Regions from separate parts of the Homo sapiens genome. Here regions 1 and 2 are each linked to region 3. Evidence: chromatin loops called from intact Hi-C (ENCODE). Cell type or tissue: heart right ventricle. All regions are shown on one strand.

Region 1 (8,000 bases), 220 kb after region 3:
TCTGTTGCCCAGGCTTGAGTGCAGTGGTACGATCCTGGCTCACCAGCCTCAACCTCTGGGGCTCAAGAGATCCTTCCACCTCAGCCTCTCGACTATCTAGGACTACAGGCATGGGCCACAAGCCCAGTTCCGATGACTGTTTCTTAAACCATGGAACCATGGCCTTTCTGAACTCGTATGTAAACTTCCTCTGTTTATTTCAACTCCACTCAAGGGGCTTGTGCAAATTCTATTTATAAATATTAGAAAAACTGGGATGTGTGTGGTATGGAGTGTGTGTAGAGGGAGGGGTGGGTATGGAAGCCTCCAAATCAGAAACTCTTCATAATTCAGGATCTACCTGCCAAGAAAGGAACACAAAGAGGGCTATAAGAAGCTGCGGAGCCCTGCAAAGCCCTCTGCTTTTTGTGATGTTCTTAACCTCTCTACAAACCTTCCTGTTTCTGTTTTCCTTCTATTTGTTTTATAGCGGATATCTCATGCGTATATCTGTGCCTTTTATTTCTCATCTTTATCTAACTAAAGAGAGATTTTTCTGATCTATGTTTCAGTCTCACCAGCAATTTATGGAGTTTGCTCCTCATAAGTTTTTCCTTTGATCATCGTTCACCCTCAGTTAATTTGCTCAAGTGAAGAGCAAAATCTCAGGAGGAGATTAGCAAGGTGAAGGATAGCATTTAGTTCTATCTAATGAAGTGTTTCTGAATTTGATCATTCACTTCTCACTCAAGGGGAAATTTAGGGTGTAGTAGTAACCTCTTTGATATTTAACAATCTCATTATTTCTCAGTTATTTATGTCTTAAAGGGCTACACTGACTTTAAGTACTGATTATTCTTTTAAACTCTATTTATACACTAAAAACAGAAGTTGGAGGTAAAAAAACAACCACTAATCAGACCGCCTTCTGGTCAGTTCTAAATGTAACTTGCCATCTTACCTTTAGCATTAAAGACACCTTTTCATTTTGGCTTTTATAATGTACACACAGGTATTGCAGTATCCTGTGAGTTGCTTGTTTTTTTTTTTAGGAAGAGGTGACTGCGAAAGTGAAGCCAGGGGGCTCTGCTCAGGCACATGCCACTGGTTCACCTCTCCTGCACAAGTTATTTTCAGAACTGCTGCAAAAAGAGACTGTCATATTTTTCTTTCCACATTGTTTATTTAAAGAGACATGGGAACCATCATGAAGAAGATTCATAGGCCCCAAATGTCAACCCTGCATGTCTGCTTTGTTTTAGTTAATGAAGTTGTGATTTTGGAGTCACCTCTTCCCCCAGTCCTCACCTCTGCCCTGGGAAAATGGCAGGCCCTGAAATTTATAGGAATTCTGACCTAAGGGGCCAGGAAGTGCATGGGACTGGAGAAGGTGGGTAGCAAGGAGTCTGGCCTGTGATGGAGAGCTTTTCCTAGAAGAGAAAATATTACCTGCAGCTCTGGTTTCCACTGCACTGTTTTTAAACACTTAAAGATTTGTTACTCCTCTTGAAATGGCCCCAGGCATGTAGAAGGCACCAGACTTCATTTAAGTCACTTCCCTTCCCTTAACCTGCCATTTTAACTAGAAAAAAAAATCTTGAAGTGATTAGAGAATTTCCAGTTAAAAATTGTAGAGAAGCTGCACATTCTTAGTCCAAAGTTTTCAGAAAAAATGATCACTTTTAGGTTGATATTTACTGTAAAAAATTTTATTTCAAAAGATCAATTTTTGCCAGTTCTATGAAACTAACAGGGACAAGGCTGAAGGCTGAAAGAAGCCTTAGAGTTAGTCATGAAAGCTCTGGATTAAAAACCATTTTTTAAATGGTCTCATTGAGAAATTTTTCAAATAAGAGTCACCCTTGAATGAATGAATGTATGCTGTATCAAATTATCCAGAGACAAAGAAGAGCAGCCATTCTAGCAGAACAAATGCAGCCTGCTTTGTCTGGGGGACAAATCATTCTTGCAGCCAGTTTGGAAATGTCACTTTTAAGTCAATGAGGGTTGTGTTCAAATAAGAGGGGGCTGCAAGACCCTATTATATTCACTGGGATGTGATGTTTTGCCTCTGAATGGTTTCTACAGTGCATGAAAATTCCTTTTTCTTTTAGATGAGGGGGGAGGACTTTTTAATGTCTTAAACTGTTTTCAGGTTTCACAAAGTGCTTCAGTTTTTACATTTAAAGGGCAGACATGATGATCACACTGGAACACCAGTCATCCAGCTACAGAAGTTCTGACTTATTGGACAAGTCTTTTGAACTCTTGACTTGGTGAAAACAGATGACTGGGAAAACAGATTCGTTGGCTCGCATGGTGGAACCTGTATTCTGGAAGTGATCCAGGGCTTACAGTAGTCCAACCAGCCATTTGCTCTGTCTTTTGGTGATATGACACACTGGGGCTCTGTCTATAATGGGATTTATTTGAGCAGCAATGGTGTCCAGTGGAATAGGAAGTTCTGAGGTCTGAGGCGAGATTGAAGAAAACTGATGGGGAAATCAATCCATCGCCAAGAATTGACTAGATTGGCTGGCAACTGTAGGATTTGTAGGTCAAGCAGAAGCAGCTTGGCCCTCTTGGCTCACTATGGCAAACTCTAAATTCCCCAGGGCTGTCAATAAGCTCATGAAATCAATTTGTTTTGTGGCCAGTATTAATTTTTTTATTACCAAAAGAGACTAAATGCTAAGCAACAGTTCAACACCATCGAACTCTTCTTGGCAGGTATAGCAAAACACATAAAATGATTGATGACGTTTTTATATCATTTTGAAGTAGGTATGATTTTTTAAAGGTAAGTTTTTTTTTTTGTTTTAGAGATAGAGTCTCATTCTGTTACCCAGGCTGGAGTGCAGTGGTGCTATCATGGCTCACTGCAGCCTCGACCTCCTGGGCTCAAGCAATCCTCCTGTCTCAGCCTCCCAAATAGCTGGGACTATAGGCATAAGCCACCATGTCCGGCTAAATTTATTTTATTTTATTTTGAGTACAGATGAGGTCTCACTACATTGCCCAGGCTAGGATAAGCTTCTTCATGGAGATAGGAGGATGTAAATCGGACCGTCAGTGCCAAACCATCCTTGCTCAACAACAAGTAAGGCCCTGGCAGCAGAGACCAGCTTAGGGAGAATACAGATGCTAGCTTTAATCTGTGGAAGTCTATCCAGAAATAAACAAGGGATGACACCTTGTACACAATCACAGAAGAAACTTGAAGTTTTTGAATGATCCAAAAGAAATATTCACTTTCAACAAGAAAGCGAGTTTTAAAGGGGCACCAATTGTTTGCATTGTCTTTAAAGGAAGATTAAATTCTCCACTTAACTGCATATCCAGTTTGGTTTTCAGGTAGAGGCAAAGCTTTAAAACTGTGGTGAGCAGTATGTGGCCAGGAGCCTTGCCAGCTTTGGGAAGAACCAGAAAATGCAATTCCATGTTGCCATTTCTCTCTCTCTCTCCTTTTTTTTTTTGAGACAAAGTCTTACTCTGTCACCCAGTCTGGAGTGCAGTGGTGCGATCTCAGCTCATAGAAACCTCCGCCTCCCAGATTCAAGCGATTCTCCTGCCTCAGCCTACCAAGTAGCTGGAATTATAGACACACGCCACCACACTCGGCTAATTTTTGTATTTTTAGTAGAGATAGGGTTTCGCTAAGTTGGCCAGGCTGGTCTCGAACTCCTGACCTCAAGTAATCCAACTGCCCTGGCCTCCCAAAGTGCTGGGATTACAGGCATGAGCCACCCCATAGGGCCGCTGTTTCTCAAATGTGCCTTAAGGTAAACAATCAATGACAAAATACCAGTGCCAAGTTTTTATTCCAAGTCTAACAATAATATCATTAGTAATTATAAAAAGAATATTAAAATAGTACTAACAAAAGCATATATTTTACCAAGTGTCAAGCATTGTGCTAATTGCTTATGTGCATTTACTCTTCAACCATGGGACTAATATTGCTAGCTCCACTTTACAGATGAGAAAACTGAGGCCAAGAAAAGTAAATCTGCCCAAATTTGGAGCATGCTCACTATGTGCTATGCAGTCACTGTTCTAATTGAATGATCATAGATACTGTTATTACCATTATTTTACAGATGCTGAAACAGAGGTTAAACACTTTCCCATGGTCACACGGCTGTTAAGAGTCGAGGTAACATTCAAACCTAGTCACTCCAGTCCTACACTCTGAGCACTTCATGTCTAAATTTGTCTAACCAGTTAAATATACACATTTCTCATGGAATTTGGTAACGGTATTTTTTTTTTTTTTTTGAGATGGAGTCTGGCTCTGTCGCCCAGGCTGGAGTGCAGTGGCACAATCTCTGCTCACTGCAAGCTCCGCCTCCCGGGTTCACGCCATTCTCCTGCTTCAGCCTCCCGAATAGCTGGAACTACAGGCGCCCGCCACCTCGCCCGGGTAATTTTTTTTGTATTTTTAGTAGAGACGGAGTTTCACCGTGTTAGCCAGGATGGTCTCGATTTCCTGACCTCGTGATCCAACCGCCTCGGCCTCCCAAAGTGCTGGGATTACAGGTGTGAGCCACCGCGCCTGGCCGGTAACGGTATTTTTATTTTGAGTTTTTATAAAGTGGGGCCTAAATTGTTTTGCCTACACTGGTCATTCTAACCAAATGGCTGTTTATCACTGCAGCACTTAGTCTCAGGAATGTGCTGCCGCCAACTGGATGCTTGGGCTTTTTTTCTGGTCTATACTACCCTCTAGTGGTTGATAGAAAAATTCGATGATAGGCTATTTAATGACAAAGAGAGAAATAGAATGCTGTCCACTAATGAGGACTCCTTTTAAGCATAAGGGTAAGACATGAACCTGCATGTAATAGTATTTGTACTTTTTGTATCTTTTGATTGAGAAAAATACATAAAGACTAAAAGATTCTATGAATTTAGTACCTCATTTATGTGAACGTGTATTTTTATTTTTATTAATCTCAATAGTATACACATACATAAGAAACAAGGTGATATATATCTTTGTGTGTGTATATATACATATGTGCTATATACATGTGTTATACAATATATGTGTTTTATACATATATATGTATGTATGTATGTATATAACATACACCTTATTTGTTTAGCTATAGACAATGCCTGGAGTGCATTGATGGATTTAGAAGCCCCCAAATTAGACTTCCCTCAAACTTCTTTGGCTAGATTTTCAACAAATACCCACTCCTAAACCATTACAGGCAAGGAGAAATTAACTCAAAATTTTAGATTAATTAGTATATTCTCCTGAATTGGGCATAGTCCCCTGGCCTGAGAGGTGGAGATGTGAAGATAATTGGGATTGTCTTTTTTTTTTTTGAGAGAGTCTCACTGTGTCACCCAGGCTGGAGTGCAGTGGCGCAATCTTGGCTCACTGCAACCTCTGCTTCCTGGGTTCAAGCGAGCTTTGTGCCTCAGCCTCCTGAGCAGCTGGGATTACAGGCTGGTGCTGTCCCCATCACGCCCAGCTAATTTTTGTATTTCAGTTTCACCATGTTGGCCAGGCCAGGCTGGTCTGAAACTTCTGACCTCAAGTGATCTGCCCACCTCGGCCTCCCAAAGTGCTGGGATTACAGGCACGAGCCACCGTGCCCGGCCGGGATGGTCTGGACAAGGAAGAAGTCCTGCTGCAGGGGTGGCTGCAGTCTTACCCGAGTCTCCCTCCTGGGCGACCTCAGGAGGTGGGGGACTGGGGGCAGGCCCATGGGAGCATCCTCCCTGTGCAGGCACTAAGGTGGGCATTACCTGAAGGAAACTGAAAAACAATAGTAAAACTAACTAAAAGGTGGCCTGTGCTTTATTATCACCATCAAACAGTGATTCTAAACAGCAATGATAAACTAATTCTCCCTGAACATTTTTCATTTAAGTTCTAAACAAGGACTTTGCTTTCTTTCCATTTTTAACTATGTATGCTTCCAATTAGCACGTTTTCATTATATATCCTTTCACAAACATTCTGTTCTACGTCATGGAAGTCAATTTGGAGAATTTCCAGTTACGCAGTTGGCCTATGACATATGCAGCTACAAGCATTTGTTTCAGGAGTAAGTTCATGATAAATTGTAACTATCAGACCTCAGATTGGGCACAGTTCTACCATGTATTTCTGAGTCTAAAGTGTACATTTGAAATGATCAGTGATAATACAGTGATAGTAAAGACAAAGAAACAGAGCTTGGGTAACTTTAATTCTGTCATTCTACGTGACTTCACAAACATATTAACAAACAGCCAGAATCAACCTAGAACAGTGTACAGTGAAATTGTTTACTGCAGATGGGTACATAGACTTCAAGAAGACCATTAACTCTGCAAAAACAAAATATAAGGAAATGGACATTTCAAAGAAAAATGTCAGGAGAAACAACAAAAGATGCAGGCCTTACATGGCCAGAAGAAATCAAAAAGACAATTTTGAATGCCTGAGTTATTTTCAGCAAGAACTGGACATTCATTCTAAAATAAAGGATCAAATACGATGAACATTTACTATCACTCAGCCACTTTCTCTGATTTTTGCAAAAGAATAACTTGAGAAGTTTTAACTAAATGCAGAAGAAATTTATCATGAATTTCCTGGTGAGGATACTTGAGGGAATTTTTTTTTCACTGCAGAGATGTTTGAAAACTGCTATAATTCATCCTCAAGAAATTACATGGACTGTATTACAATCTCAGATTGACTTTGACATGGAATTTTTATGAATCAATCTCACCTTGATGCTTAAGTTTTTTCTTAACTATTTGTGTTTCTTAACTATTTGTGTTTTTCTTAACTATTTGTGCTTTTCAAAATTAAAGTAATTAAAATATTATTTGTTTAATATGAATGAAGAAGTTTGATTTTCACAGTTCTTGACAAATTTGTAGAAGGCTTGAAAATAGAAACCATAATCCTATTCATTAGTGCAACAGACCAAATGTACGTATGTGTTTGCCTTCTTTTTTTTTATTTTTGAGACAGAGTCTTGCTTTGTTGCCCAGGCTGGAGGCAGTGGTGTAATCACTGCTCACTGAAGCCTTGACCTCCTGGGCTCAAGTGATCCTTTCACCTCAGCCTCCTGAGTAGCTGGGACTACAGAGGCATACCACCACACCCAGCTATTTTTTTTTTTTTTTAGAGATGGGGTCTCACTATGTTGCCCAGGTTGTTCTCCAACTCCTGGGCTCAAGTGATTCTTCCATCTCGACCTCCTAAAGTGATGGGATTACCTCTGTGAGCCACAATGCCTGGCTTGCCTTTTTTTTTTTTTTTTTTTTACATGATTGTGTTTTAAAGGTATCAATCCATTACATGTTTCCCTTTTTGTCCTGTATACTTTTTTATTAAAAAATTTAAAAATTGACTCGATTATATTGTTGGCTGCTGTGGAGGTTACGATCTTGATGAAATCTTAATAGCAGGGAAGCCAGAGGTGGGGATATTTATGAGGTTTCTGGGGTCTATGTTTAAGGTGGGTCTTTCAATGTCAGGCTTGACTGAGATGGGACAAAGTTCATAATAGTTTAGTATTGGTGAATACAGAGAGGATAGGCTTTTGAAATGAGTCTTCAAACAGTAAACAATCATTTGATAATTTCAGTTGAGCTTGCTATTGCTTTGAGAAGATGCTATTTACCTGTGTTATGTGCTGAATGTTTATGTCCCCCCAATTTCATATGTTAGAGTCCTAGTCCTCAATGTCATGGTACAGTTGACCCTTGAACAATGCAAGAGTTAGGTGCACTGATCCCCCACAAAGTAAAAAAAAAAACTGTGTGTAACTTTCGATTCCCCGAAAACTTAACTACTAGTAGCCTACTGTTAACCAGAAGCTTTACCAATAACATAGTCAATTAACACACACTTTGTGTGTTATGTGTACCATATCCTGTATTCTTAACAATAAAGTAACCTAGAGAAAATAAAATATTATTAAGAAAATCATAAGGGTCCAGGTGTAGTCGGTCATGCCTGTAATCCCAACACTTTGGGAGACTGAGATGGGAGGATCACTTGA
Region 2 (8,000 bases), 87 kb after region 3:
TTAGATTAGCAAAAAAATTATGAACTTTTACTGTTTTGGCATTCCTGTGTTCAAAGGCCTTTTTCAATGCACAACCCAGCATTTGGGCCCATGATAGTTTTGAAAAAATGAGCATTACACCACAAAATATTCTCATGTAAAAGATGACAAAATATACTTATTGTGGGAATTTTTCTGAAACCTAAAACACAGGAGGTTAGAGACTAGCTGAATGAGAATTTCAAATGCCCATCAATAGCTTTTTCTTTTCAGATCTAATTTCCCACTGACTCCTTCAAAAAAAAACTTCATAGAGAATTATTACAGTTTACCTCGTGGTCATCACTTTCTTGCAAGGATGAACAGACACACTTCAAATTTGTTTATCCAATAGAAGTATTCATCAAAAAAATTTTTTTTCTCCCAAGTACCCTTCTAAAGCCTAGCACTGGGCCTCCTCAGACCACAAGACAAAGGCTACTGTATGTGTTCATGGACCAAAGCATGTCTCCATCGATTCCATGTGACGGTCCAAATCCTCCAGCTGTAAAGGGTTCTGCAGCATTGAACACTGCTTTGACTACAATGTGAGGCCCAGAGAGGCTAAACAACGTGACAAAGACCACTCAGGCAAAGCCAGCGTCGGTGAGTTCGTGAGGACGTTCAAGTCACACTCAACCACAGCACAGTGGAAACAATACCACAGAAATCCTAAAGCAAATAAAAGAAAGCTCTTCTTTCATGTTGAATGCTGCTATTTAATAGAAAGCAAGCTTACATAACAGAGGAAGATGGGAGGAGGAGAACTTCATGGGGATCTGTCCTACATTTGGGGCTTGAGTAGCAAAAGGCATTAAAACATACCAATTTCCATCCCAAATCTTTCAGCTTCCATTTCCATGAGACAGGTGTCCTGCTAGTACTGTTACACTATCAACCGCCCTGAGGTGGTTTTCCATCCCATGGCCCATGAGAATCTCCTAGGTAGCTTTAAAAATTCTGAGGCCTAGAAAAAGTGAAACGGGATCTCTGGGAATAGGGCCCACTGGCGCTTTTCAAACCCGACCAGTTGATTTTAATGTGTAGCCAGGATTGAGAGTCACTACACCTGACCAACTCCCAGCTGTTTCTTTTGTCCTCCTGATGGGGTCAGGTGGGAAATATTTATGCCTCAAAAACAGGGGAGAGAGGGAAAAGCAAATGGACCAGGGAAGAGAGCTGAAGAAAGTTGGAGTGAATAACGATTTGTAGGTGATGATCGCTGGAGTGGGTGCAAGGTGTGGCCCAAGGGAGAAGGCAGGAGGAGGGACAGATTAGGCCATTCACTAAGTGAGCCCTGCATGGCATCTGCATTGAGTCCGGCTGCTTTGGCAGGTAGAGGCAGGGCCAAGAGGCAGCAATTCAAAGCTCATCTGTAAAGAATATTTCCATTAAGTGTTAACTATATGAGAAGTGATATGATGGTTTTCAGATGTGAGGAATTTACTGCACCACTGTATTTGCCACTATGATTTCACCTGTTCTTCTAATAGTCCTGATAGGGTTTTTGTTTTTGTTTTTGTTTTTTACTGAGGATCCATATTTTCTTGCTCACCAAGTTTGACAAAGCACAACGCATTCAAGGATAACTACTAAGAGCCACAGTGCCTGAAGAACAGAGCTTTCCTTGGTATAAAACCAGCTGGCGCACATGCAGGTTGAATGTGACCTTGATTTCATGAGCATCATGATGTTTTCAGATGTGACAGAGGCTGGATAAGAAAGAACCTGGGGTGAAGCCTGCGGGAACACCGGCTCCATCTGAGGTGCTAACCCTATTGTCACTCCCATGTCCCGTCATTCTTAGGAATACCTGCTTGCTACCTGCTCTTCTGTAATAGAGGGACAACCACCAGGCTGTTGAGTCTGGATGGCTTCCCCAATTTCTGTCTCTCATGGGAAGGAAATTCATCTGCTTTGCCTTACCCATCCTTTACCAATGTTTCCCAAAGTGTATCCCATCTGTACTAGAGCAACCTGGGCTGCTCCTGGGCACTTCCCCTCTCCCGCAGCCCATGGGCAATCACACCTGGAGCCCAAGAGACTGCATTTTCATCAGCCACACAACTCAACAGTCTGTGAACCGGTCATACATTTACGATTCTTCCTTTGAAATGAGTTCCTCAGTTGTGCTGCTACATCTGTCCCTAACCTCTGCCACTTCCTAACTGGTGATTCACAAATTCATCCATGGCCACTTACTTGAATCCCACTTGGATCCCACCCTCCCGACACCAAGCCCCTGACTTAAATCACTCTTCTCTGAACTCACACAAGATGCAAAACCACTGCTTTTAATCGGGAGTTTCAGGTCTGTTTGTTCTCTCTCCCAACCACAGACTAGGCTTCTTGATGGCAGGCTCCATGACATCCCACTGAACCTTTTGCAGGGCTCAGTATATTTAGGCTGTACAAACAGTGGCTGACGGACCGGCCAAGGCTTGCTCAGCCCTGGGTCTTCCTCCGTTGAGCTTCTTCTCATTTTCCCTGAGAAAACTTTCACTCTTTCCATAACAAAATTGATTCAGGCAAGAGTAGGAGGAAAAAAGGGGGAGGCCTATCAAAGACAGAAGTCATATGCTGCAACCTCAACTTATCCAGAAAACACCAAGAACCAAGATGCAAATAAGTCTTCAAAGCTGCCAAAATCTGGGGCTCAGTTCATGCACAATGCAGAAGGGAACTCCTAACCCCCACACCAACCCCCAACACCTCTTCACAGGCTCTCCCTCAGAGCCCTCCCACTGTCTTTCAGATTCAATTCTAACAGGAGAGAATATGTGGTTTCCCAGACTGTTGTAAGTTAAGAGAATGGAGGGACAGTGTTAGATCTGGGCACAATGACAGCCCTGAGAAGCTGCGACTGACAGGAGAGAATCTGTAAAATTCGAAACAGTAGATTACAGGCTGTTATATTTTAACAGCCTTTCAATCCCCAAATGCATGCAAGGACGCCAAAAAAAAAGCATTTTAAAGCAGCACAATTCTTGGCTCTGAAAGGTGACCCTGGGCACCAAGAAAAGGTTACTTTGCTCACAGTGTGTCTCTGCCACTATATCCAGGAGAGATATCCACATGGCTAACCTCAGTCCACAAGATCCAAATGTCCTCAAAAATAGGAATGGGGACTGTATCCAACTGCAATGTGCTGTCTCTGTGTGGTCTCTAACACCAACGGAAACCAGGACAGGCTTTCTCAAAAGCACTGCCATTCTGATCTGGAATATTCCATCTGAGTACTCTCCCATTCATTATTCTCATCCATCTTTTCTTACGGTATCTGTGAGTAAAGCTCCTCACCAGATTATAAACTTCTTTGAGCAGATGGACTATGCCTTTGTATTAATGACACGCCCCCTATCTCCTCCTAAGTCACCAATGAAGCCTTCTGAATCTTTGCCAGTTCAATCTGCCCCAGATACCCCAGGGCCATATGACCTTAGGGAAGAAGGTATTTGAATGAGAGTGTTTTTAAACAGCCTAAGCGTTTCTGTAGTCTCTAAAGGTATTAAGTTTTCAACTTTCTTAAAGATGATAAAATTGGTTTAAATGTTAGGATTCTGTGATCAATAAGGCAAGCTTCAGTTGACTTTGGAATCTAATCTGTATGACATACAGAGCCAAGGAATAAATTCTGTACTGTTATGCATGCCCATGTGAACCACAGAGGCTAGGGTGAGTTTTCCCTTGCTCTAAAGCAACCTCACCTCACATATCTTTAATCATTCATCTACTCAGAATGGATTATTGGGTGACTTCATATTTATTTCTTTTTTCCAAAGCTCAGCTTTCTGATTTATATATTTATTTCTCGATAAGTAATAGCACTCAAAAGCACCAATTTGCTTCAGGCTTGGTAAAGAGTACTTTCATGAATTTAACTGACAGTTCTGTAATATAGGGTTATAATTTACACTTGGGAAAAATTGAGGAATTTGTTTTGTCTAAATTGAATTTAAAACTACATCCACTTCCAGATTCACATAAGTAATTCTCAGTTTTCAAGCTCATGATTGAATATGTACCTTACACCCTAAGACCCATTCACTTGCAAGCAGGCTGAAATGACCTACCAGGACACTAAAAACCTCTCTATTTAGGTCTAGGCTGTCAGGACATCCAGGCCTGGCCTGTTGTTTTCAGTGTCCATGGCCCTTCCTTCCCCACAGCTGAAGCCTCTTAACCCTTGCCCCCACACTCCCCTTGCTGGCTCAACCCAGCGGGAATTTCTAAGATAGAGATTTAAATAGCTCTGGCTAAGTTGCTCTTGCTGCTTAACAGGCAGGCCCTGACCTTGTATCCAGTAACTTGGCTTTCTTGCTCCTGCATTCCACAGGCCTAAATCACCCTCTAGCTCAGTTCTGATAAGGAGCCTGAGACCCTCTCTGGATAATCTGCTGCTAACTCCTCAGGGGCTGAGGAGCTGCCTTGCTCTTGGCAATCTTCCAGGGGACTGGAGGTCACTCTGACTCCATATGGCCAGAGAAGGTCTGGGGACATGGGTGCCTGTGTCAGGCTACTCATATACCCTGAGCCACCAGCCCTGAAGACCTCAGCCCCTTCCTCCTGACACCTGGACTCCCTCCCAGCTGCAGTGGCTGGATCTGCTGCCCCCAACTCTGAGATGGGGGTTCCAAGCCCAGTGCCTCCGGATGCATTAGGAAATGACTCATCACAAAAAGCTGAGGGTCCTCTGGCCAGAACACAAGTCATGAGATCTTGATCTTAGCTGTCAAAAAATGTCAAAAACAAAACCCCAACAACAAACTGAGAAAACAGGATCTCTCTTTTCCTGGAGAATTCAACACCCCTATGTTGGCTTTGAGTATGCTGAAGCCACTGAATCCTCTTTTACTAGTTCTAAGGCGAAAACTGAGGAAAATCAGAGAAATGGCTACAACTGTGTCTTCTCTGAATAGAGGAGAATCAGAGAGCTTCTTATCAACCACTTCAAAGCTAACATCCATGATTATTGAAATTACAACTATGAAATAACTTCTGTCCTAGGAAATCAAGTCATCTTCTAAAAGAAAAATAAATGTGTATGTGCATTTTTATCAATATACTTTAAAGATCCAGACAAAAACCCTAGCTGGTTAAAGTGTACTACACTTTAGAATAACATAAAAAACAGCAACCTTCATTTTCTGGTCAAAGATTATTTTTGTAATACCTAGTAATTTCTACAAAATTCTAGCATTTTTTGCTTTCTACCACCATTCCGTAGAAAGACATTCCCCCCTTGGCTTTATATCTTTGCTTTTTGATCTTGTTAACAATCCAGAAAATTCCAACCTTGCAATTTTTTTTTTCACCCCGGGAAGGAATAACACACAGTCACTTAAAAACCAAAAGCAGTGTCAACACTTCTCAATGACACAGCTGCTGTGAGTGACCAGTGAATAAAAGGGTTTTTGTGGGGAAATGTTGACTTCTCTCCAAAATAATTCTCAGTGTTATTGAAGACATGATCAAAAATAGTAGAGGCTGGGTACAGTGGCTCACACCTATAATCCCAGCACTTTGGGAGGTCAAAGCAGGAGGACTGCTTGAGAACAGGAGTTCAAGACCAGCCTGGACAAGATGGCAAGACCCCATATCGCTATGTTAAAAATACAGGCATGGTGGCACATACGTGTAGACCTAGCTACTTGGGAAGCTGAGGCAGGAGGATCACTTGAGACTAGGAGTTCAAAACTAGCCTGGGCAACACAGACCTCACCTCTACACAAAATTTTTAAAATTAACTGGGTGTGGTGGCAAGCACCTATAGTCTTAGCTACTCAGGAGACTGACGTGGGAGGACTGCTTGAGCCCAGGAGTCCAAGATTATAGTGAACTATGATTGTGCCACTGCACTCCAGCCTGGTTGACAGAGCAAGACTGTCTCTAAAAAATAATTATAAGGCATTAGTTAAGCAAGAAATACTAAGTACTTATGATAAACCACAGTGAAAATACTCAAACTATATGGACACTTGGTTTCAAAAGAGGGTGCCTAGACAGGAAAGAACCCACTCTGTATGCCATGCATTACATGGAACAATGCACATGTTCCATATTACAAACCTTTACTTAAAAAGTGAGGCATACGATCCAACAATCTCATTTCTGGGTATTTATCCAAAAGAACTGAAGTCAGGATCCCAAAGAGCTATTTTCACTCCCATGTTCATTGCAGCATTATTCACAATAACCAAAGTGTAGAAGCATCCTAAATATTCACTAACAGATAAATGGATAAACAAAATGTGATATATACACATAATGGATCATTCCGCCATAAAAAAAGGAAATCCTGATACATGCTACCACATGAATGAAACTTGAAGACATCACACAAGAGAAATAAAACAGTCACAGAAGGATAAACAGCACACGATTCCACTCTTATGAGGTATATAAAGTAGTCAAACTCTGCTAGGCACTGTGGCTCACACCTGTAATCCCAACACTTTGGGAGTCTGACTTGGGAGGACCACTTGAGGCCATGAGTTCAAGACCAGCCTGGGCAACATAGCAAGATCCTCATCTCTATAAAAAAATCTACAAATTAGCTGTGTATAGCAGCACATGCCTATAGTCTCAGCTGCTTGAGAGGATCACTTGAGCACAGGAGTTTGAACTTACAGTGAGCTACACTCAAGCCACTGCATCTAGACTGGGCAACAGAGTGAGAGACCCTATCTCAACAATAATAATCATAATTAATTAATTAATAATCAAACTCATAGAAGCAGAGCAGAATGGTGAATGCCAGGAGCTTGGGGAGAGAGGAAAATGGAGAATTGTTGAAAGAATATAAAGTTTCAGTCACAGAGGATGAAATACTTCTAGAAATCAGCTGTATAACATTGTGTTTATAAGTTAACAACACTGTACACTTAAAATTTTGTTAGGAGTTAGATCTCATGTGTTTTGTTTTGTAACCACAATTTTTTAAAATATGAGGATACAAACTCAAGGATTCAGATTACATTAGCTTCAAAGTTCTTGTCCTTTCTACTGTTTCATTTTGTCTACACACAAGAGAAGTATAAACAGTAAAGAATAGGCCCGACATGATGGCTCACACCTGTAATCCCAGCACTTTGGGAGGCCAAGGCGGGCAAATCACTTGAGGTCAGAAGTTCGAGACCAGCTTGGCCAACATGGTGAAACCCCGTCTCTACTAAAAACACAAAAATTAGCCAAGTGTGGTGGTGTGTGCCTATAATCCCAGCTACTTGGGATGCTAAGGCAGGAGAATCCCTGGAATCTAGGAGATAGAGGTTGCAGTGAGGTGAGATTGCACCATTGCACTCCAGCCTAGGCAACAAGAGTGAGACTCCGTATCAAGAAAAAAAAAGCAATTAGCATATACTATGGTTTGAATGTGTCCCCCAACTTTCATGTGTTGGCAACGTAATCCCCAAATTCATATGTGGAGTGGAGGTGAGGCCTTTGGGAGGAAATAAGGATGAGATGAGGTCATCGGGATGGGGCTCCCATGATAGTACTGGCGGCTTGAAAAAAGAGGAGAGACTTGAACTGACATGCACGCTCTTGCCCTCTCGCTGCGTGATACCTTCTACCACGTTATGAAGCAGGAAGAAGACCCTCATTTGAAGCTAAGCAGATGCCAGCACCATGCTCCTGGACTTCACAGCCTCCAGAACTGTGAGAAATAATTTTCCCTTTTTTATAAATTATGCAGAAGGTGGCATTCAGTTATAGCAAGAGACGGACTAAGACTGAAAATTGGTACCAAGAATGGGGTCATTGCTATAACAGATAGCTGAAAATGTGGAAGTGGCTTTGAAACTGGGCAATGAGTAGAGGCTGGAAGGGTTTGAGGGAGCAAGCTAGAAAAAGCCTGTAATTGCTATAAGTGGAGCATTAGGGGAGATTCTGATGAGGGTTCAGAAGACGAGAGCTAGGGAAAAGTCTGAATCTTCTTCAAGATTTGCTTAAGTGGTGGTGGCCAAAATGTTGGTAGAAAT
Region 3 (8,000 bases):
GGCGTGTGCCTGTAGTCCCATGTACTTGGGAGGCTGAGGTGGGAGGATTACTTCAACCTGGGAGGTTAAGGCTGCAGTGAGCCGTGATCCTGCCACTGCACTCCAGCCTGGGCAACAGAACGAGAGCATCTCTCAAAAATAAATAAATAAAAAGTTTCAAACACTTGGAAAGGGACAAAAGAGATAACAGGGTGTACCTTCAGTGGGCCTGGATGTTGCTTATGTAAAGCAGACCCTCCGACAGTATCTTTCCATAGCTGTGTACACTCTTGACTTTCTATTGACTAGTTTACAGGTCTGTAAATTGCAGAAAACTTGGCAGTGCAAATGATTCCTGTCCCTAGCAATGTTTGTCCATACCAATTCTCTGGCAGACAATATAAATCTCTATAACCCAAATTCCTAAACCATTAACATCTTTTTGGATTCCCTAATTAATGAATTATGCTATTGCCTTTCTCGTAACTGCTGGGCGTAGTGGCTCACAATCCTAGCACTTTGGGAGGCCAAGGCAGGTGGATCACCAGAGGTCAGGAGTTTGAGACATGGCCAACATGGCGAAACCCCGTCTCCACTAAAAATACAAAAATTAGCCAGGCATCGTGGTGGGCACCTGTAACCCCAGCTACTCAGGAGGTTGAGGCAGAAGAATCACTTGAACCCAGGAGGCAGAGGTTGCAGTAAGCGAAGATTGCACCATTGCACTCCAGCCTGGGCGATAAGGGTGGGAGTCCGTCTCAAACAACAACAATAGCGGAGAAAATTATGCTTTAGCACCCTAGTGCAATTAAGTGCATAAATAATTGCATTTCCCAGCCTCCTTGGCAGCTAGGTCCACAGAGCCAATGAGAGGTGAGCCAGCATCAGGTAGGATTTCAAGGAAGACTGTTTACAAAGATGAGCCAGCTGGGAGAAACCCCATTTTGCTCTTCTCTTTCCTTCTTCTGGCAGGACATGTGGACATGCTAGCTAGTACTCCAGCAAACATGTTATTAGACCATCAGGTTACCTTGTGTTAGGAAGGTGTGGTAAACTGATAATGGTTCCCAAAGACATACTCCCTGGAACCTATGGTATTTGCTACTTGATTTGGAAAAATCATCTGTGTAGATGTGACTAAGTTAAGGATCCTGAGATGAGGGGCTTATCTAGGTGGGCCTCAACTGCCGTAAGTAAAAGAGAAAGGAGAGGCCAGACACGGTGGCTCATGCCTGTAATCTCAGCACTTTGGGAGGCAGAGGCAGGAGGATCGCTTAAGTTCAGGAGTTCAAGACCAGCTTAGGCAACACAGTGAAACCCCATCTCTACAAAAAAATACAAAAATTAGTTGTGGTGTGTGCCTGTAGTCCCAGCTACTTGGGAGGCTGAGGTGGGAGGATCACTTGAGCTTGGGAGGTTGAGGCTGCAGTGAGTGATGATCCATTGTGCCACCACACCCTATCCTGAAATACATAATTTTTAGCTTTAAGTGAAATTCATTCTAAAAATAATTAAAATTTTTTTAAACACAAGATTGACACATTGAATTTTAAGTCTTGTGAGAAGCCATATTTAAAATTTTTAACCATAATGCACTGAATAGCAATGCAAAATTCATATCATTTGTACATAAAATGCTTCTCTCAACATCAAAAGGCTCAAAATAGTCCCTCCACCATGTAAAGTCAATCTCTCCCTTTCAGAATACTCAATGGAAGTTCAAGATTCTAAAAAAAAATTAAAAAAAAATAAACAAACTACTCCCTCAAGTCCAAGTCCACCATTGTCTACTCCCTATCCCACAGTGCCCACCCTGCTGGTAAGGACTGCCATCTCATTTCTGTTACCCTCTGAATTCTAGAACCTTCCACATGCTATCACAGTCATCCTTTCCCCACAGCACATACACTATTGTCACCTACGTCCTTGTCCATGTCCCCCAGCAGACTCAACTCCTGGGTGTCTCTGGCATCTCTGGCATCTGTACAAAGATGCTATCTCTGAAGTCAGGAGTAGCCCACAGTCCTGTTGCACATGGTCAGAAGGCTGGCATGTCAGACCACATGCAAGGGGCCTCTAACAATCCCACAACAGGCTGCACCTGAGACTGAAAGAAAAGGCAGTATGAAGGCTGGGCTTGCGAGCAAGAGGCACTGTCCTCCTCTGACCTCATTGTTGATGAGCTCACACTGGCAAGCACATGCTTTCCATTATCTGAAACACCTCTTCCCTCTTGCAAACATCAAGCGCAGCAGCAAAGCCATATTTGGGGGCTCAGCCATTATCTGTTTAGAGTCTAAAAAGGACAAATTGCACTCACAGATTGCATAGGTAACCTGTGACATCAGTGAGAGGGGCCAGATAAGCCACGACCGCAGCTCACCTCCTAAGAGTGCCTGCTGCCGTCCCCTGCAGCAACCCAGGCCATCGTGACCTCTCAGCTACCGCATCTGACTTCCTATCAGTGTTCAGCATTCAGGACAAAACAGAGAACAGGGTTTCCACATTAAACATGCTACAGCTCAGGTTGATGTCGAATTTTTATTGGTTAAAGCAACTACAGTCATTGCTTACCTTACTCTAAAACAGGTGATCAAGATTTTACATTACAGTTAGAATTCCTGAATATACAATGATTTATTACAACAGAGTGGCTGCTTCTTGATTTTTTTTAAAACCAACTGAAACTGATCTCCATCTTAGCACCTGCTAACAGTCAATCAGGTCAACCACAGGTCATATGAAACCATCTTCCCAACTCCCCCACCTCCACTGGTTCTGAAGAGTGGGTGTAAACAATGGGTTAAACAATCCAGGATGCAGACAGCTGTTAATCATAACTGGCTCCACATTCCCACACATTACAGTGGACTTCAGTAGACTCCCTGGCTACTTCCTACATAGGCTCAAACCTCTTACGCATGTGTACAAAAACATCTGAAGACATTTGGGGGCAAAGAAGAATGAATATTAAAATAACTGCCCAATCTGCCTATACCAAAGAAAAATATGACAGAGGCTTGGGGTTATAACCTATTCTACTTTTACGCCTCAGCTATTGAACAATTTTGAACAATCAGAGACAAAAAGGCTTACCAGAAAATACATGATTAACAGTATGTCAAACAAAGTAACTACAGAGATTTTTTACTTTAAGATGTCTGCTGTTTGTGTACCCAGTCATGTACAAAGGCAAAGTTAGGAGGTAGCTTCTCTTTTTCTTTAAGAGTTTAAAGTGTTTCTTCTTTTCTAAAGTACTTTAGCTACTCGAACAGCATGCAGACAGGGTAAGAATCACAGAACCTGGCCGAATACACAGCTCATTCAGCATCAACCACAAGGTGGCGCTGCTTCAATGCTGATTCAGATGCACAGCCCTGCTAGAGACGTTTCTCCACCATCAAGGCTACATTTGCTTGTGTCCTTTCCAGGCCGGCCAAAAATGCTTTCTCCTTAAGGTTTCAGGTAACACACATATGGCTAACAGTCTATATTGAGAAAGTAAACCACTGAGGCACAGCAACTCCCTACCCCCATCTTAGGACAGACTCTGACTGCACCTGAGAGGACTTATCTCAGCCTCCCTTAGTTAACAAGGCAACAAAGTGGGGCAGAAAGGCTTGCATACTCCTGAATCACACCCAAGTACAACACTGGGAGTTCATCTTCCCGGGAATCCATACTGATGAAAATAAATGGGAAACAAGACAAATCTCCTATGCAGAAAAATTCCAAACAATTTACATAGATCCTCCACTCTCATGGTGGTGGTGTACACCACCATACCCCTAAGTGTGGGCTGCACACAGCGACTTCCTGCCTTCTGGAGAGTACAGCACACTCCACATACAGCATCTATGCATGCATACAAATGCGTTCATGTTAATATATGGAAGGGGGAGGGAAGGAAACGAATAACTTCACCTTGGAGCAACCTGGCACCCACTACGTTGGCCAGGTGATCGAAGTCAAGACAGTGATAAGCCAGGTAGCTACTGTGTACATCAAAAGATGGGAGCAGAAGGCACTTCACTTCTGTGGTTTCTGCCCCAAAACCTGTAACTCCAGTCTAATCATGAGAAAAACACCAGTAGAGAAAAACACCAGTAGAGAAAAACTCCAGTACAGAAAAATTCCAGTAGAGAAAAACTCCAGTAGAGAAAAACTCCAGTACAGAAAAACTCCAGTACAGAAAAACTCCAGTAGAGGGGCAACCTGCAAAACACCAGCCCAGCACTCCCCAAAACTGCCAAGGTCATCAAAACAAGGAAAGTCTGAGCAACCACCACAGCCAAGAAGAGTCTAAGACCTGACAACTAAATGCAATATGGTGTCCTCTCGGATACTGGAATAGAAAAAGGACATTGGGAATAAGCTTTAAAAAAAAAAAAAAAAAAAAAAAAAAAAAAGGAATAGGCCGGGCACGGTGGCTCACGCCTGTAATCCCAGCACTTTGGGAGGCCGAGGCAGGCGGGTCACGAGGTCAGGAGATTGAGACCATCCTGGCCAACACGGTGAAACCCCGTCTCTATTAAAAAATACAAAAAATTAGCCGGGCGTGGTGGCGGGCACCTGTAGTCACAGCTACTCGGGAGGCTGAGGCAGGAGAATGGCGTGAACCCAGGAGGCGGAGCTTGCAGTGAGCCGAGATTGCACCACTGCACTCCAGCCTGGGCAACAGAGCAAGACCCCATCTCAAAAAAAAAAGGAATAAAGTACAGACTTTAGTAGGTATCAATATCAGTTCATTAACTCTGACAAGTGTGTCATACTAATGTCCTATGTTAATAAGAGGAGACTTGGTATGGAGTGCACGGGAACTCTGCATTCTTTGCAACTTCTCTATAAATCTAACGCTATTCTGAATTTAAATTTTATTAAAAATAGAAGTTCACCCAAGCTTTAATGGTAACTAAGAGGTCTCGTCACATACAGGAGAGTCCTTTTACTTTCTATGTTGTATTTAGGTTGTGTTCCTGACAGTCCTTTCACCCTCAGCATAGAGGAGGGTAAAGCAGCAAACACTGCTTCACTGAAGGTCATGTGAAGGATATGGTGGAAAGGCAGAGTGTGAGGGCTCCTGTGCCATCTGCACCTTTCGAGAGTGATCGAAGGCCACTATTCCGGGTGGCAATGAAGTAAAGTGAAAATGACCCAGGCTTTGGAATTAGACTGAAGTTCAAATCCCAACTGGTTATCAACGAGCAGTCTAACCTTCAGCAAAGTTATAACTAAGCTCTTGGGGCGCTCCATCAACTCACTGTAAGTGGGGTTCATACCTAAGCTGCAGGCTTGAAAATGTTCATGCAGTGTCTAGCACATGGTTGAATAAATGCTAAGTTTCCATTTCTCCTTTCCTTTCCTGAGACAAAAGTTAACATTGGCCAACTACAGCCCAGGGGCCAAATTGGACCACTGAGTGTTTTTATACATAAAATATCACTGGAACACAGCCATGACCACTCATTTACGTATTGTCTAAGGCTGCTCTGTACTACGATGGCAGAGTTACATAGTCGCAACAGGGACTGTGTGGCCCTCAAAGCCTGAGATATTTACTATCTGGCCCTTGACAGAAAAAGTTTGCCTATTCTGCTCAAAGGTCATCAATTGCCATATTTCCAAAAGCTAACAGGTCCTTTGTTTTTTTTTTTTTGTTGTTGTTGTTGTTGTTGTTGTTTTTTGAGACTGAGTCTTGCTCTGTCACCCAGGCTGTAATACAGTGGTACAATCTCGGCTAACTGCAACATCTGCCTCCTGGGTTCAAGCGATTCTCCTGCTTCAGCCTCCTGAGTAGCTGGGATTACAGGCATCTGCCACCACACCCAGCTAATTTTTTTGTATTTTTAGTAGAGACGGGGTTTCACCATGTTGGTCAGGCTGTTCTCAAACTCCTGACCTGATGATCTGTCTGCCTCGGCCTCCCAAAGTGCTGGGATTACAAGTGTGAGCCACCGCGCCCAGCCACTAACAGGTACTTTTCATTCCTTATCATACTTGACCTTCACAGCCTCTGCGTCAGATGCCCTGTTTCAAAATCCTCTTTTCTCTCTTGAGGCCAGCAACCTTAGCTCAGACTCTGCACTCAACTCCTTGGTGCTCTTCACAAGCATGGCTTCGTGGAGCACTCAAAGTTCAAGATAGGCAAAGTCAAACCACTCCACACTGTAGTTAATTACACCAGCACCTACACCTGTGGTAGGGCAGAAACAGCATTACTTGGAATCCCAGGACCAACGAGGGCTGAAATTCTACCTTTCAGAACCTTAGAATTCCTACCCAAAACACAGGAATAATGCCCACCTTGGAAATACTATGAAAATTAAACTGGGGAGAAAAACAAAGTCATGAGGCACAACAGAATATTTTGAATCTTGACCTATCAAGAAAACCAAGCTAGAGCTCGGCAAGCTTCCCAATGGCATGCAAAAAATGAGTTAAGGGTATGCCAGGATATGGATTCTCTCAGCTCTCCGGACCGTTGGGCAGAGTCTGGGGCAGTGCCCGAGGGACAGTTCATTGATTCCATTTGCTGTACAAAAATCTCCTATATGTGCCATGAGATTAAAAGGACTAGGAAGCCCCTGCCTTGAGTACTTTCCTTCTGCACTTTCTTCCTTCCCTAATTCTCATGTACAAACAGGTCACCACAACCTAAAGATTCTTTTTCCTAAAACTTTTTCAAATCAACCTCCACCACACTGCACATTCCCCTGCAGAGTTAAGCCACTATACTGCATTTGACTCAAGGAGTCCCAGTCTCAACCCCAAGGAGGCCTGTGTGAAACAGTTACCGTCCTAGAAACCAAATCTATTTATTTCATCCCTCTTCTGCTTAACTCTGTCATAGGACATCACTGCCAAAATAAAACACCTGGCTCCTCCAATGACACACACACACACGGACACACATACACACACACACACACACACACACACCCTTACCAGCTTCCGAAAGGAGAGTCTCGCTCTTCTCCGTGAGGTCACAACACTTTGTAGACACCTCAATGTCTTCACTGTTGTCATCTCTTGCCAAACTGGGAGGTCCCCAGAGCTTAGAGCCAAGTATTTATTTACCTTTATATCCACCACATCTCTAGTCCAGAGCCCAACACATGGCTGGTGCTCAATAAACTGGTATAAAACAAATGTTTATGGAAGCTCATGAAATCACTGCGTGAAAGACTGAATAACTCAGAGTGCCTCTGAGGCCATTTGCAAAAATAAAGATCACCACCAAAAGTCATCATATCCACCCATACAATGTCCTCTTACAATGAAAGGGATCCTGGAACAGGCTCTCACCAAAACAAGTCCAGGAGAACTGGGGGAGTAAGAGCTCTTGAGATGACCACAGAATAAAATGAACTTTATTTTAAAGCCCAAAGGGCACACAAACTAATAATTTCCAGGTTGAAAGGAAGAAACAGGAAAAGTATACCATAAAAATAATAAAAGAGTGTCAAAATGCAAATAAAAATGGGATTCTCTTAAGCAGTCTGATATATGTTTCTTGCTCATTTCGGGGAAACATGTTGAACTCAACAGGTTTATTTTTTCCTTTCTGGGTATCACACACTACTCTACTAGCAACACTGTCAGTAAGTCAAGATTTCAGGCTACAGTTAAGATGTTTCCCCCCACCTTAAAAGCACCTGCTTGCCTGTTAAAATACCACAAACTATAAGAAAAAATTAACTGTACAGTAAAACCTAAAACCAAGTAAATATTAGTAAATATTACATCCTCAGAAACTAATGGATAGCTCCTTGACCTGGCCACTGATATCATTTCTTCCTGACAATCTTATGGGACTCAGGTGGCCCCTGCAAGGCATCTCTTTACAGCCAGGCCACATCTGTCCTCCCCTCAGGAGGACAGTTGGGTGCTTGGTTGGCTCCCTACCTTCAGTCCCCATAATCTTTGGTATCAGCTCGTTGTCTTGTGAACTGCTTTTCACACTCCTCTAAAACTTGGTTCCTTGTGCTCTCACTGATCTTTATCACTTTTAATAAAAGCTA

What was found. Hi-C counts contacts between places; a loop is a spot of excess contacts. Peaks named below come from ENCODE experiments on the same cell type or tissue, not always from the same donor. Only the 100,000 strongest peaks of a DNase experiment are listed, where the experiment ranks them.
Region 1: a loop joins it to region 3, with 14 times the contacts of the local background. A loop is called at or near these places in 107 of 110 quality-filtered maps.
Region 2: a loop joins it to region 3, with 2.4 times the contacts of the local background. A loop is called at or near these places in 56 of 110 quality-filtered maps.

The regions. Positions count from the first base shown.
Region 1 is chr2:158,898,160-158,906,159 of GRCh38, reverse strand. No RefSeq gene overlaps it. Among named protein-coding and RNA genes, the nearest start is that of TANC1, 66 kb to the left of the region's middle. In heart right ventricle, a CTCF peak has its summit at 4,717 (motif pointing left); a DNase peak (open chromatin) is centred at 4,543; H3K4me3 peaks cover 516 bases.
Region 2 is chr2:159,027,492-159,035,491 of GRCh38, reverse strand. The region is part of intron 2 of TANC1 (tetratricopeptide repeat, ankyrin repeat and coiled-coil containing 1); the gene reads right to left. Among named protein-coding and RNA genes, the nearest start is that of TANC1, 63 kb to the right of the region's middle. RefSeq lists an enhancer at 2,992-6,016. In heart right ventricle, no CTCF peak of the experiment used is centred here; a DNase peak (open chromatin) is centred at 4,251; H3K27ac peaks cover 6,574 bases.
Region 3 is chr2:159,114,090-159,122,089 of GRCh38, reverse strand. All of the region lies in intron 4 of TANC1 (tetratricopeptide repeat, ankyrin repeat and coiled-coil containing 1), which reads right to left. Among named protein-coding and RNA genes, the nearest start is that of MIR6888, 69 kb to the left of the region's middle. RefSeq lists an enhancer at 3,179-3,473. In heart right ventricle, a CTCF peak has its summit at 3,317 (motif pointing right); DNase peaks (open chromatin) are centred at 2,149, 2,368 and 3,329; H3K27ac peaks cover 6,201 bases.